2 separate regions of the Homo sapiens genome follow, and region 2 is linked to region 1. Evidence: chromatin loops called from intact Hi-C (ENCODE). Cell type or tissue: heart right ventricle. All regions are shown on one strand.

What was found. Peaks named below come from ENCODE experiments on the same cell type or tissue, not always from the same donor. Only the 100,000 strongest peaks of a DNase experiment are listed, where the experiment ranks them.
Region 2: a loop joins it to region 1, with 3 times the contacts of the local background. A loop is called at or near these places in 47 of 110 quality-filtered maps.

Annotation. Positions count from the first base shown.
Region 1 is chr20:34,574,584-34,582,583 of GRCh38, forward strand. PIGU (phosphatidylinositol glycan anchor biosynthesis class U) reads right to left here. Exons shown (of 12, transcript NM_080476.5): 10 at 6,965-7,089; 11 at 521-663. Among named protein-coding and RNA genes, the nearest start is that of MAP1LC3A, 20 kb to the left of the region's middle. In heart right ventricle, a CTCF peak has its summit at 4,676; DNase peaks (open chromatin) are centred at 3,668, 4,128, 4,728, 7,398 and 2 weaker places; H3K27ac peaks cover 4,638 bases.
Region 2 is chr20:34,750,375-34,758,374 of GRCh38, forward strand. NCOA6 (nuclear receptor coactivator 6) reads right to left here. Exons shown (of 15, transcript NM_014071.5): 7 at 6,846-7,730; 8 at 4,348-4,494; 9 at 1-145. Among named protein-coding and RNA genes, the nearest start is that of TP53INP2, 50 kb to the left of the region's middle. In heart right ventricle, a CTCF peak has its summit at 3,945 (motif pointing left); no DNase peak of the experiment used is centred here.

The sequences.
Region 1 (8,000 bases):
CAACAGCCAGACCGGCCCCCTTCTCCTCTGCCTGCCTTTGTTCCTGCTGTCCCGAGAGTCCGCAGAGCCTCTCCTCCCCTTGCCTTGCCCTCTCCCCCTCACTCTATCTACTCCCTATGGGTGCTGGAACCACAGGCACCATTACAGAAAGGGGTGCCTCAGAAATCAAGCCTTATGTGAATTTTGTTCTTGGCTCCTCCAATGACCTTCGAGAAGAGAGGACCTCTGCAAGCCTCTGTCCCTCATTTGTAAAGTAGGGCTAACATGCCCTGTCTCCTAGGCTTGCTGAGAATACAGCATGGCTATGGTTCAGTGTGGTGCCCAATACATATCTGCCAGGTTCAGCCTTACACTGCTCTTACTTCCCCGTCCTCACTGACTGGGAGCTACTTGAGGGGAGTAACTGTGCCTCCTTCACGTCTGCACCCCCCGGTATGCAGAATCCAAGGCCATCGTTGAATGCTTGAGGCTGCAAAATGAATTCCTGTCCCCAAGCTGACCCCCATGCTGTCCCTCTTACCTGCCCAACGTTGAAGGTCAGTGTGATGGCATAAAAGAAATTAGAGTTGGCACTTCCTGCATAAATCCAGAGGTGCCACAGGACAGGGAAGAGCAGGGAACAGACGATGATGATGCAGGTGAGGACAAAGATGTTTCTCAGGACTGCAAAGACAGAGGGTTACAGTTAGCCTGACACGCTCTCTCTGGCATGCTTTCCCTGCTGCAATGGCCCCCCTGAATGGAGAGGCCCAAGGTGAGCATCATGTAGCTCAAAGGCAGAGCACCCCCAGAGGTACTGGGGTGCCAAGAAGCAAACCCCAGACTCCTCAGTCAATGGCTCCCCATGCCCACAGCTGGTGGTAGCTCCTGGATTTCGATTATTTCCTCCCACTGTGGGCTTGGCTGGCTGAAGACCAGCTATAGTTAGAAATGCCATGAGTGCCTCGGGGCACCAAACAGGGCATTTCAGGAAGATATTCCCCTCACCTCCTAATCTTGGAGGGTCCAAGAGTATCCCTCTCCCCAAGCAGGGTGCCATCTGGCCATGTGGGATTATGGGTGGGAACCCCAGCATGAACCGTGACGATTAGAGCCCCACTGTGGGTCTCCATGGTGCCACAGTCCTGGGTCTTAGGAACACGTTTTCCATTCTCCTTAACTGGTGTCTTAGGACCCCTGCCTCGCTCTTCAAACATTCCCAACTCTCCCTTAGATGATAAAGGACCTCTTTTTGACACCGTCTCTCACTCCTTGCCTCTAAGGGAATGCCGAATCCCACCAGGAAGAAAGCTCTCCCTGAGGTCTCAGGAAGGACCTGCTACTCAAGGGTGATCCAGAGGCAGACAGGCTGGCTGGCTTCAGCCAAACAGGAGTGTAGCATGGCAGCCGGGTACAGACCTTGGTTAAAATCCTGCTCTGCATTTATTAGCAAGTTTCTCTAGACCTCAGCTTCCTCATCTGTAAACTGAGGCTACACACCTAGTATGTACTTATAAAAATTAAAAATTAGGGTGGGCATGGTGGATCATGCCTGTAATCCCAGCACTTTGGGAGGCTGAGGTAGGAAGATTGCTTGAGCCCAGGAGTTCAAGACCAGCCTGGGCAACATAGTGAGAGCCCATCTCTAAAAAAATTTTAAAATTTAAAAATAAAAAATGTTTAAAAATAAAAATAAAATGGGGCTAAAATGCACACTTCATTTGGTAAACAAGATGACATGTGAAAAAATGACACAGATATATCACTGGCTACATTAGTTTTCCATTGCTACTATAGCAAATTCCCACAAACTTAGTGATTTAAATAATATTCTTTATTATTAAACAGTTCTGGAGGTCAGAAGTTCCAAAATGGGTCTCACAGGCTAAAATCTCTAGAGGAGAACCCCTTGCTTGCCTTTTCCAGCACCCAGAGGCCCCCTGCATTCCTTGGTTCATGACCCCCTTCCAGCTGCAAATCCAGCAATGGTGGATTGAGGCCTTCTCACATTGCATCACTCAGACCTTCTCTTCTGCCTCCCTCTTCCATCTTTTTTTTAAAATAGACTATTTATTTTGAGATGGAATCTCACTACATTGCCCAAGCTGGAGTGGAGTGGCTGGATCATATCTCACTGAAGCCTCGAATTCCTGGGCTCCAGGGATCCTCCTGTCTCAGCCTCCTGAGTAGCTGGAACTACAGGCATGCACAAAGAAGCCCAGTGGACTTTATTTTTTAGGGAAGTTTTAGTTTCACAGCAAAATTGGGCAGAAGATTTCCCATATTCCCCCCACCTCCACCTCTTCCACTTTGAGGGACACTTGTGATTACACTGGGGCCACCTGGATTGTCCAGGATAATCTCCCCTCCCAAGGTCTTAAAGTCCCTTTGCCATGTAAGGCGATGTCTTCACAGGTTCTGGGGATTACAACGTGGACATCTTTGTGAGGGGAGGGCTACTACCCTGCCTACCACACTGTACTTTTTCCCCCGTTTTAACTCTCTAGGGGTTATCACACAGGAGGATTGTCTGTTACTTTTCTTTATCTTTATCATATTTTTAAAAACTAATAAATATCATTTAAAATAATTAAAAGAATACCTTTTTAAAAAGAACTTAGCACTGTGCCTGGTTCCCAGCAGACACTTAATGAATGGAAGTTCCCTTCTCTTCTCTGATACTGACCTTCAGGAAATCCCTTCTCCCAAGTGACAGTTTTGAGAGACTTAAAGGGTGGAGAAACTCCCAAACATTTAGGCCATTTATATTAGTTGTACAACTTAGTAGAGATGCTATACTGGGGGCTCATGCATTGCAAGGGGCCTAGATGATACAGATGATTCTCAACTCCCGCTACAAAACAAAATCACGGCCGGGTATGGTGGCTCACGCCTGTAATCCCAGCACTTTGGGAGGCTGAGGCAGGTAGATCACCTGAGGTCAAGAGTTCGAAACCAGCCTGGCCAACGTGGCAAAAACCCGTCTCTACTAAAAATACAAAAATTAGCCAGGCATGGTGGCGGGTGCCTATAATCCCAGCTACTCAGGAGGCTGAGGCACGAGAATTGCTGGAAGTGGAGAGGCAGAGGTTGCAGTGAGCCGAGATTGCACCACTGCACTCCAGCCTGAGCAACAGAGCAAGACTCTGTCTCAAAACAAACAAACAAACAAACAAACAAAACAAAATGAAATCACACGGAGAGCCCTCAGACTAGTCAAAGTCTCTAGGGTGGGGTTCAGGCATCCATATGAGGTTTTAAAAGCTTCCCAGGTAATTCCAATATGCAGTCGAGGCTGCGAACCACTGGATTACAGCTGCAGCCCCTTACAGTCTGCAACAGAGATGCCACCCAACTGTGTCAAAAGGAGAATAATCAGGACACGGTAGTTCACAGTTCTTTGTAAAGCTGAATGTTTTCAAGTTACAGTTCATTCTTTATTGAGAAATGATAGGTATCATTTTGTTGTTGTCATTAAAAAGTCCTTCATTTTATAACATGGGGAAGAATGGCTGGTAGTTGATTGTTTTAATGTCTTCAGCAAAATAAAAAGCTGGCAATCTGTCACCCGAGTTTATTGAAACATTAGTGGTCTAAGAAATCCCACAATTTGGACACTGGCCTGGAGGGCTTGCAAGATCCTCTTTTCTAATCTGAAGTTTCTCAATTCTGGGTTTTCAAAGATGAGAGGCCAAAACCCTGACTCAAGCCTCCTGAGACCTCCCAGGAACAAGGAGTCTTGCAAAGGGACGTTTTCACTGAGAATTACTATTATTATTAAACCATGTTACTACCTCAAGAAGGAGAACAAATGCTTCCCACTCCTCTAACCCAACATCACTATGTACATTTCTCAGTGGTTCTTTCTGATCCCCTGGAAATTATTTTGCTGAAAAGAATACAGACTATTCCCAAAATAAAATGTTTGCAGCCTGCCAGACCAGGTGGTTCTTGTTCTGTGCCTCCAGCCAGGGACACAGATTTCAGACAGGGTGACAGGAAGGAAACCAAGTGCAAAGAGACGAGAGAAGCTCACTGGCAGCCTCTGGGTGCTATCTCGAAGGGCTGCAAAGATACATTCCCATGCGGCTAGAGAACCATCACCAGCATGCAGTTGGCTTCTGGCCTGTGGTGACCTCTGCAGGAATGGGGAGCTGCTATTCACTCTTGCTGGCTGACAGGCCAGAAGATTAAAGCTATATATGCCAGAGCAGATGGAGCTGGAGACCTGGGGTACGGGACAGCTTGTTCCAGGCATCAGAAAGCGTCAGAGGTGACCAGGGCCTAACAAGGTGAAAGGCTTCACCCTTCATCAGACTTGCGAGGCCAGATGGAATCAGGTTCCCCACCACATTCACTGGGTGGCTTATCCAATCTCTGGCACCATGATTGATGAACTGGAACTTCAGGCAAGCCACTTTCCCTTCAGAGCCTCAGGCATTCGGAAAGAAAATCTCACCTGAAAAATCCAGTCCAATCAGAAGGGGAACAGGGGGGATTTGGGGACTTCAAAGGCCATGGTGATATTCCCTTTCTTAAACGAGGTGCCAAAACACGTGGGAATATATTTTATCATGATTCTTTATATGTATATCTATCAACATTCTTTTATCGCTATACAATAGTAATAAAAACAAAACAAACACACACACAAATCCAGCCCTTTGGTAACTGGCTCCTTCTGCTGTACCATGCAGGCTGGCATGGGTTCTGCCAGCAGGCTGTTCCCTAACACCACAATTGTGCGTCTGTATGACTCATCCAAGCTCCAGAGAGTCCAGCGTCTGGGACCTACACTCAGGGAGGGGCCACGTTCCTTTTCTCCTCTCCACTGCACAGGAAAACAGAAAGGTGAATGTGGGAGCATGCATGTTAGCGCTGACAGCTAATGTTTAAATGGAATTCCTAGCCACATTAAATATATTCAACGTAGGCTTAAACACGTCTCAACACATACATCCCACTCATAGGTCCTAAGGACCAGGGCTGATGCTGCTCCCAGCTAATAATGATTCACAGTTGTCAAGCCCCAAGCAGGTTCTCCAAGCACGTGTACTCCCTGCTGCAGGAGCAGTGAAGCAAAGGTGGACAGCTACTGTTCTCTGCAGGATCTTCAGACAACCTGAACCTGCAGACTATGTGCCCTGCCAGCCAGCAAAAGCAACTATTAGATCATTCAGGTTTCTGGAAACCCCATCCTTCTTCTTTGTGCCTCCTCACCCCAGAGGGCATAAAATAGTTTATTCGTCTTGAAAAATATGTTTATTCTGATGACTCTGGCTACCAAGCCCGAAGCTCTGATCACGGAACTATGTGAGAGACTCCCCTGCATAATTATTACTCACGATACTAACTGCAGTGCTATTTACAGATATTCTTTCTCAAACTTAACACACTCATGAGTTATTTTCTTTATTTGATTAATGGAAAAATCAGATGCTCAGAAAGGTTAAATGATGTGCCTAAGAACACATGGGGCTCGTAATGGCAATGCCAGGAATCGGAGTCAAGTGACTCTCCAGACTGCTCAGCAAATGGGATGAAAGACAGTCACTGAGAGAGAAAGAGTGCCCAGTGTGGGATGGGCAACCACAAAAATCCATTCTACATTCTTGAAATCCACTATCACAAACTGAGGCATGTCCATGTTTTGGTGGTCTCATGGTTTGTCACTGGCCACTCTGCCGAGGGGCCCCAAGCTGACTCTCAACCTGCTGGACTGGGTGACTCTTGTCTGTGCAGAGAGGATGTCACCACAGAAGACACTGCTTCCTCCTCCCAGTCAGGCCAGATGGGTCACAGCCCCACTAGGCCATCACCTGCAGGCGTAGCCCTGGCTCAGCTGCCCACACCACTGTTTACCTTCACTCAGAGGCACACTCCTATAGGTAGGCTGCTTCCCACAGCTAGTCAGTTTCACTTCCTGGTTGACACCCAAAACAACAACAAAGATTCACTTCCTCTGAAGCCTGCACTCCCTAGTTCATTCTTGACACCTTGCTGGACACCCACAGCAGGCAAGGAAAGTTCAACAGCTCCCTTCCATGCCTCGTTTAGAGAATCAGGTGGTGCTGGGCCACTGACACTGCCTCTTTATTGGGGAGGTTTAAAAACCCGCTCCACAAATGTTTGCAAGGTCTTCTATGTGTCAGCTTCAGTCCTGAGTGCTGGGGACACAAAGGTGAATGAGTTGTGATATCTACCCTGACGGAGCCCCCAAACAATGAAAAGAACCCACCATAGAGGGCTAAGAGCACTGGGGGCCTAGGCAGCACAGATAGGTCACCACTAAGCCACCTCTGAAGAGGGGATGGTTAGAGCTTAGAGGGGTTGTCACAGTGGGCAGGGAAGTCTAACTTTGCCCCTCTGCCTTCTAGTAACCTTTGGGTGCAGCGCTGGGGAATGGTTCAAAGCCCAGGGCATAGAGTTCTGCTGTCTAGTATGGTAGCCTAGCTACATGTGGCTTCTGAAATTTAAATTAAAAATTCAGGTTCTCAGGCACACAAGTGGCTAGTTACCCTATTGAACTGTGCAGACAGAGGACTTTTTCATCATCATAAAGCCCTGCTGGACAGCACTGGGTAGGGGTTCACAGATCTGGATTCCAATCCCGGCTCTTCTAATTAGAAGTCACGTGACTTTGAATGAGTGGCTCTACCTTTCTGTACCTCAGTTTTCTCATCTGCAAAACGTGGATACTTACCTCAAAGGCTGGTGTGAAGATCAAATGAGCTAATTAATGCATGTAACACTGTGAGAGCCACAGTGGCCAGGTACACAGTAAGTGCTCAATAAATGGCAATTATTTTTATCATCACAAGTCCGCGGCACCTGGAAGCAGATATTGTGCTTCATGCCTCTGCTCCCCTCCTAGTGCTGCCAGCATAACAGGTGCCTGGTAAATGCCTATGAATTCCTTTTCCCTGCAGCAGTCTCATCCAGGCCCAGGCTGACACAAATCTGTGGCAGAGGCGGGAGTACTCACATCTGTAGAGATGGTTCCACACGGGGAAGAAGGCCATGTAGAGCGCCACGTCCCCCACTGTCGGGTAGGACTTAAAGATGGCGATGACAGCGATCTGGATAAACATGAAGAAGATGGGGTGCTCCCTGGGGCAGGGCAGGGGAAAGAGAGAGAGAGATGAGTCAGGGACCAGGCCTACCCTAGAGACTCCTGACTCCATCCTTTGAACCAAAAATAATCCTCAGGGGACTTCAGGAAGGGGCTGGCTCTGCTATCCACAAGGCATGGGCCAGGCCCCAGTAGCAGAGCAGAAAACTGCAGGGACCCAGAAATACCCAGAGGTGGTGAGGAGGGCCTGGCAAACACTAGGGAAACAGCCCACAGAGACATTTCCCATCAACAGTCCCCCTCTGCCTCTGCCAGCTCTGGGCCTTCCCCTAGGAGCCACAGAGGAAGAAAACAAATGAAGTCAGCATTCTTTATGACTGGGCTTAAATGACTGCTTGGCAGGATAATTAGGCAGCCTCCCTTGCCAGAGGCCCCTCTGACAATTGGACGCAAGGCAGGAAGTGCCTCCTTGCTGATGCCTTTTTTCTCTAACAACATGGTCAGCAGGGTCTACAGACCCATAGTGCGATGAACTTCTTTCCAGGAAGAGAACTGTGAACTGCACAGAGCTTTTCAGTTCTTAAGGGCTGGGACTATTCTTGTTAACTTAAACTAATAGCAGTTTCAATTATTATTTTAACCTAATAATAAGTGATAGCAATGGGTATCCTCTCCTGAACTCCCTCTGTGTAAAGTCCTTTTCCTGCATCCTCTCACGTGATCCTCACCACATCTCAACCACCCCTCAAGGCAGGCAATCCTGGGCCAGGCGCAGTGGCTCACATCTGTAATCCTAGCACTTCGGGAGGCTGAGGCAGGAGGATGGCTTGAGCCCAGGAGTTTGAGACCAGCCTAGGCAACATAGTGAAATCTCATCTCTACAAAAAATTTAAAAATTAGCCGGGTGTGGTGGCATATGGCTGTAATCTCAGCTATTCAGGAGGCTGAG
Region 2 (8,000 bases), 180 kb after region 1:
CTGAGGTTCACTTGAGGAACCCCAGAAGTACCAGCCTGCTGATTGTTCATGTTGCCATGAATTCCCATGAGGCTGGGCTGCATCATATTTGGCGGCCCGTGGGACACCTGCATCTGGTTTTGAGGAGGACCAGCTCCTTGACCACCTTAAAAAAAAAAAAAGTCACAGTTTCAGAAATAAATATTTTTATCTTATTGGTATTAAGATACTCAAGTTACATTACTCAGAAAGACATCCATCACCCTTATATCCACTGACCAACATAAATATGCTGTTGACATACTTCCTGTGAGTTTTCTAAACTACAAAGATGTGGCTGTGGGATAACTGCTTACATTCCCAATGACCATATAATAGAGAAGGAGAAACAGTTTCTACATTCCCATATGGTATCTTAAAGATTTAACGTTTCAAAGATCAAGAAAGTTTACTTTCTTTCAGATTAAATAATGAGAAAGGCAGCATCTCACTGTTTTAAAATGACTTGTAGTGGCCAGGCTCGGGTGGTTCATGCCTGTAATCCCAGCACTTTGGGAGGCTGAGGCAGGCGGATTGCTTGAGCCTGGGAGGTGGAGGTTGAAGTGAGCCAAGATCATGCCATTGCACTCCAGCCTGGTGACAGAGTGAAACCCCGTCTCAAAAAATTAAATTAAATTAAATTCAAAAAGCACTATGGGCTACTGAAATAACTCTGCTATAAGAATGTGAAGTGTCGGCCGGGCGCGGTGGCTCACGCCTGTAATCCCAGCACTTTGGGAGGCCGAGGCGGGTGGATCACGAGGTCAGGAGATCGAGACCATCCTGGCTAACAAGGTGAAACCCCGTCTCTACTAAAAATACAAAAAATTAGCCGGGCGCGGTGGCAGGCGCCTGTAGTCCCAGCTACTCGGGAGGCTGAGGCAGGAGAATGGCGTGAACCCGGGAAGCGGAGCTTGCAGTGAGCCGAGATTGCGCCACTGCAGTCCGCAGTCCAGCCTGGGCGACAGAGCAAGACTCCGTCTCAAAAAAAAAAAAAAAAAAAAGAATGTGAAGTGTCCTCTTAGGAAAACCTCAACAATCATGAGAAGACATTTAAAAATGCTTCTTGGAAAACTGTAATAATAATGACTCTCAAAAGCTATGTGTGTGATATGTGGATGCTGCACTTCAAAGAAAATAACACCAAGGACAGGTGTCCTCTGCCCTGATGTGGTAAAAAGCAGTTAATCTTGATCTGGAAGCTGAGCCTCTGGTGGGAGCCAACTGACTAGATGACCCATCTGGAAGCTGCAAATAGAGGAATAATAAAACCTCAGTGACCCTCTCCTGCGCAGTCCCTGGTGAATCATGTGGCACATGTTTTAGTCTTCTCAGCTATTTCTAACTTAGACAAAAGTTGCTACCCGCCTTGCTGTAGTGCTTATTTATTTACTGGGTCTTTGGGATTTTCCTATAGCTACTTGCATTATCTCCCCGTTTAACTGAATAACTTTGTAGTTAATTTTGTCCCTTTTATTTTTCACTTTTTTTGTTGTTTTGTTTTTGAGACAGAATCTGGCTCTGGTGCAACCTCGGCTCATTGCAACCTCCACCTCCTGGGTTCAAGTGATTTTCATGCCTCAGCCTCCCCAGTAGCTGAAACTAGAAGCGCACAACAACACACCCGGCTAATTTTTGTATTTTCAGTAGAGACAGGGTTTCAGCATGTTGGTCAGGCTGGTCTCGAACTGCTGACCTCAGGTGATCCACCCGCCTTGGCCTCCCAAAGTGCTGGGATTACAGGCTGAGCCACCGCACTTGGCCTTATTTTTCACTTTTAAATGGGGACTAGAAAATCCCCTACAATGAAGTTATGAAGCCAGTCCATGCTCCAACTATGAAGGCAGGGGGCAAACTACCTTGTTCACACTATCCAGACTTCTCCTGAACTCTAAGGAAGATTTTCTAAACCAGCCTTATAAACTCAAAGTGGAACTCCATGACCATTGTATATGCTTGTATACAATAAATATACTGTGTATATTCATTCAACTGACAATTATTCATTAAGTACCTGATACATAGAAGGCACTTTGGTGCTGAGGTAACATCAATAAACAAGACAGACCAAATCCCTGCATCCTTGGAGCCTACAGTCTAACTGGCAAGAGACACAACTAACAAACAGACAAGTATTTTTTCAGGAAGCAGTAAAAGCTAACAAGAGAAAGTAGGGTGAGAGAAGAGAAAGTAAGAGATAAGAGTAGAGCTACTTTAGATAGGATAAATGGGGAAACCAAAACATGTACACGTGGGCCGGGCACAGTGGCTCAGGCCTGTAATCCCACCACTTTAGAAGGCCAAGGTGGGTGGATCACCTGAGGTCAGGAGTTCGAGACCAGCCTGGCCAACATGGTGACACCCCATCTCTACTAAAAATTAAAAAAATAGCAGGGCATGTAATCCCAGCTACTTGGGAAGCTGAAACAGAAAAACGCTTGAACCTGGGAGGCAGAGGCCGCAGTGAGCCGAGACTGCGCCACTGCACTCCAGCTTGGGCACAAGAGCAAAAACTCCATCTCAAAAAAAAAAAAAAACACACACAAAGAAAACAAACAAAAAACATGTACATGTGGAAGGTACCATATAAAAACACAAAATAGCTGTGATAGGGTACAAGAATGAGAAATGACTTTGTCATTGTTTTAAAACATACTTTTTTTTTTTTGAGATGAAGTCTCTCTCTGTCGCCCAGGCTGGAGTGCAGTGGCGTGATCTCAGCTCACTGCAACAACCTCTGCCTCCCAGGTTCAAGTGATCCTCCCGCCTCAGCCTCTTAAGTAGCTGGGATTACAAGCGTCCGCCACCACACCCGGCTAGTTTTTTGTATTTTTAGTAGAGACAGGGTTTTACCACGTTGGTCAGGATGGTCTCAAACTCATGATCTCAAGTGATCCACCTGCCTCGGCCTCTCAAAGTGCTGGGATTACAGGCGTGAGCCACCGCACCTGGCCTGTTTTAAAACTTCCTATAAAAAAACATGAATTTGCTGGGTACAGTGGCTCATGCCTGTAATCCCAGCACTTTGGGAGGCCAAGGCAGGTGGATCATGAGGTCAGGAGTTCAAAGACCAGCCTGGCCAACATGGTCAAATCCCGTCTCTACTAAAAATACAAAAATTAGCCAGGCATGGTGGCGGGCACCTGTAATCCCAGCTACTCAGGAGGCTGAGGCAGAGAATTGCTTGAACCTGGGAGGTGGAGGCTGCAGTGAGCCGATATTGAGCCACTGCACTCCAGCTTGAGCGACGGAGCAAGACTCCGTCTCAAAAAACAAAACAAAATAAAAAAAAAACAAACATGAATTCATATAACTCAGGAATGCAGTTTTGCATTAGCAGATAGAGAAATTCAAGCAGTTTGCACTACCCTTCTGTTACCCTGCCAGAAATAGTGTGAACTTTTTTTGTAAAAGTCAGATTTTTGTCTCATTCCTTAGTGATTTACAATTAAAGTTGGAGTCACATTACTAAATTAACTCCAGGAGGGATGGGAATTCAGAAACTAGTTGCACTATCTCAGTCCAAACTGCTTCAATGAGAAAGGGTAAGAGGATTAGTCATGTGGTCCTTAAGCAACCAGAAACATGAAGTTTGAGCTTATACATTACTGCTTTGCAAATACTTTTTAGCCATTCCCCTGTATCTTATTTCCTCTCCAAAATTTCTTCTTTTTGCAGTACACTGTTGGTAGTAAACGTGAACTGATGAAGTTTGAAAAATATCACACTGTAAACCAGAATTCAGACACTCAGCATAAACAAAGCTTAACATGTACCACGTAGAGATTTAAAAAGTTGCAGTTGTCCAAACATGCCTCCATGCCTTTGTGTCTGTGGTTTTCATTTGCCAGAAATGCCTTTTTGCCTTTTACTACCTGAGCAAGCTCTAACTCAGGGGTCAGCAAACTATGGCCCTCTGCTGGTCTGTAAATAAACAAGTGTTTGGAATGCTACCATGCTTGTTTGTTTATGTATTGTCTATGGCTACTTTCTGTGCTATCATAACAAAGTTGAGTAGCTCCAACAAGAGACTATATAACCTGAAAAGCCAAGAATATTTACTATCTGCCCCTTCAGAGAAAAAAAATACTGCTGATTCCTGCTCTAACTCAAGTTCCATCTCCTCTTAGATGTTTCTGAGTTCCTGTGACATTTTACCTACTTTTGATATATTGACAAAAGTTACTGCCCTGAAAGAATAATTATTTATGGGCTTGAAATTAAGGGGAGAGACCAAGACTTATTACTTATCTGTATACTCCTGTTGTCTATCAAGTCTACGACACAATGCTCAATAAATGCTGGCTAAACAAATCACAGAAAACAAACCTGCATGCTGGACATTTTGATTTGCTTGCAGCTGAGGGGCTCCTGAATTCCCAGGGGTGGTTGCTGTGGTCGAAGGCACCTGACCTTGCATAAAGTTCGGATTGGCCTGTCCTGCTGAGAAGCCAGGTGGGAGGCGTTTAGGCATTCCTTAATAGAAAACAATGAGTAAGGCAGTTACCTAGCAAATTTATACTCTTGCTTAGATATGGAATGAATAAGGAAGGATGAGCTGCATGAAGTCTCCACTGGCTTAGCTCTCTCTGTCACACTGGTAGGATCTTTAATAATAAGGTTGGGAAAGATGGTTAAAAAAATCAACACAATCTCTTATATGAGGCATTGTCAAAATGAAAAATAAATACTAAAAAACTTACACTTAGAACATGCCAAGGAAAAGATGGCAATCTGCTCCCTAAATGTGATCTGAGGCCACGCCACAGCAAGGTTTGAGGGCTCACTTTTCTCTGTAATTAACAATGGACCCCAAAACTTTAGTTATTTTAACACAGGCACCAAAGGAATATGCTAAATTCTCTCATTTCAAACAAATTGATGTGAAATAGTATAAAACAAAGAGATGGGTCCTGATATTAAGGATAGATTGATTATTTTTCCTTTGAGGGAAACTGATGGCAATCTCCTTTGCAGAAAATTTCCCCCCATTATTGCGCTTGTCTCTTTGGAAGAGACAGGAGATTAGAAACAGTTCATGGGAGCTTCAAAGTGATGCTGTATTAAATCATTATGCTTTCCCCTCATAAGGTTTGCTGTGATTCTGACAGGTTTGGTACCAAAAACCATACTCTAATGGAATCTTTCTCAAGTATCAGTTCCTTTTTGGAAGGGCTAATTTTAGAAAACTTGTAATAAGGAGAATCTCAGAACCCACTTATCATTTACAACACAGGCCTTGATGTGGCCAGATCACCTAGGTGAGCATATCATCTGCTCTATGAAAGCATCAAGACCTAAACTCACTTAAAAATTTATTACATTCATTCATTTATTTATTTACTTTTATTTTTATTTTTTGAGATGGAGTCTCGCTCTGTTGCCCAGGCTGGAGTGTGGTGGAGCAATCTCAGCGCACTGCAACCTCCTCCTCCCAGGTTCAAGCAATCCTCCCTGCCTCAGCCTCCCAAGTAGCTGGGATTACAGGTGTGCACCACCACACCCAGCTAATTTTTGTATTTTTAGTAGAGACGGGGTTTCACCATGTTGGCCAGGCTGGTCTCGAACTCCTGACCTCAGGTTATCTGCCCGCCTTGGCCTCCCAAAGTGCTGGGATTACAGGCGTGAGCCACTGCGCCTGGCCATTTATTTTTTTAAGGGCCAAATTTTCAATGTCCTGAAAAACTCTTAGTAGACAAATATGCATTTGTCCTTTCTTTAACAGTGACAAGTCCCATTTGCATGCTCCCACTGTAATTAAATCAGTAATCACATTTGCAGGAGGGACTACCCAGCTTCCACTGATCTGGGGTAGATACCCAGAACAGTGAAATTTGGAGCTGAAACATCCTTGCATTTTCTAAGAACTTCTTACAATTCAAATATTAGAGCCTGCATGTCAGCAAAATTAATTACAAGAGAGTAAAAGGCTGATGAGCAACTTAACTTCATCAGAAACCATGGGAACATGCCTTTGCTATGTTGCACTAAAGATGCAAGGGGTTTTTTCTGGGTAGGCAATGGGTGTCTTTTGGTGGGGAGTATGTTTATCAGATGACAGTATTACTGATACTCTATACCTTACTGAAAAGCTCCAAGCACATTCATGTGCACTAGATCAATGATTAATAAGAATAAATAATAAACATGGAGATGGATAAGTTTTACTGTAATCGTTTTACCTCTCACACATTAAGCTCCATTGCTTTTTCTTCATACAAGAGGCACCTTACAAAATAAATAAATAAATCTCCTTTAGGTATAACTGGTGGAATTCCCTCTCTAAGGAGCAGGCATTGGCATTATAAAACTATAAAAGTCAATGATTTCTGAACTTATTCCCCTTTAATACTTTAACCAAACTTAACAAGTACCATGCTTACTATTTTATTAACTAGGATTATCAAAATTGATAACTAAAAGGGCCTTTTCTTCAATGAGACCCTGTTCTTTTTATTTTGCTCTATTGCATAATCTTAATTTTTCAGCAACTGAGAAGTTTAAATTGTTAACAAAATGCATTTTTCTTCTGGACATTTTAATTTACTAGTACAAGATCAAGCAAAAATAATTTGAAAAACAAAATGAACATCTCTACATTGAATTTTACCTGAATTTTAGTCCAGAGAGCTAGCTTAAATTTAACCAGTAAGATGCTGCATAACGTATCAAGTTAACTTTAAGTTATATCAAGTGTCACCACCATATCCACAAAACCAAATAATTATATCCTTACTCCACTCCCTCCATTAACTCTAAAAACTGAAGTTCTACTAAGATCTAGCTCCAGCAAATTTACCAACACAAATAGCTACAGTGTTCCTCACCTCCTAGGCCTGGATGTAAACTCTGTGGCCCCTGGTTTGGTGGTTGCTGCTGCATCACCATGAAGTTAGGTGGCACATTTCCCTGTTGAACCATAGGATTCCGACCCGGAGAGCTGACAGGCTGCTGAAATCCCTGGGGAAGTGGGTTATTTTGAGGTGGCCTTGGTCCCATCTGCTGCTGAGTTTGGTTAACCGTTGGGGAGGATGCAGGGGATCCCTGCTGGAAGGAGGAGGGTGAGGAGGCAGGAGACTTGTTGGTGAGGTGGGGCTGCTGCAAGGGAGTTGGGACCCTAGAGGGCCCTCCCTGCAAACTCTTCATCTGAGGAGCTGTGAACTGGCCTGGGTTGCTCATCTGAGGAAAGTTTGTGTGGGCTTGTGAGGCTTGCTGGCTGCCAAAGGGATATGGAGGGGGAGGGTGGGAAGGCGTCTGTACCGTGGCTAAGGATGGTCTTGCCTGGAGTTGCTGTTGCATTGGGCCGGGCAAGGGAGCCTTCTTCCACCCTTGGTTTGCAGTCATTGTGCCCAGAGAACCCTGGGCTGGAGGAGGTTGAAGGGCTCCAGAAGGCAGCTGGTTCCAGCCTGGAGGAACAGGCACCTGAGTTGGGGCAGTAAACTGGGGTCGAATTCCCTGTGGCTGTTGCTGCTGATGTTGCTGTGGGGGTCTTGCCTGCAACTGTTGTTGCTGCTGTTGCTGTTGTTGCTGCTGCTGCTGCTGCTGCTGCTGTTGTTGTTGTTGCTGCTGCTGCTGCAGCTGGGGAAAATTAGCTGGGTTCATTTGTCTGTTCACAGAGACAGGCTGCATTGGGTGATGTGGGGGAGCTAAAGATCCTGAGGGATGACTTTGCTGCTGTATATGGAGCCCAGAGAGGAGTGGATCCATTGCATCTGTTTAAAGATAGTCAACAAAGCAATAATTAACCTACTGCAATCTAGATCTTAGAGAAGTGGCCTTTGTAATTCTGGATATACAGAGCAAAATCTGCTGGTACTATTCGATAAAATAAATGCTTGTGAATACCTTCTATGTATGAAGCAACATACCAAGATGATGAATTCTGTCTTAAAAAGAGCTTGGTCAGTAGTGGACATTAAGAGCGAAGTGTAAAACATGGAGACCAGTATTTACCAAATCATATTCTGGAGAACTATGTTAAT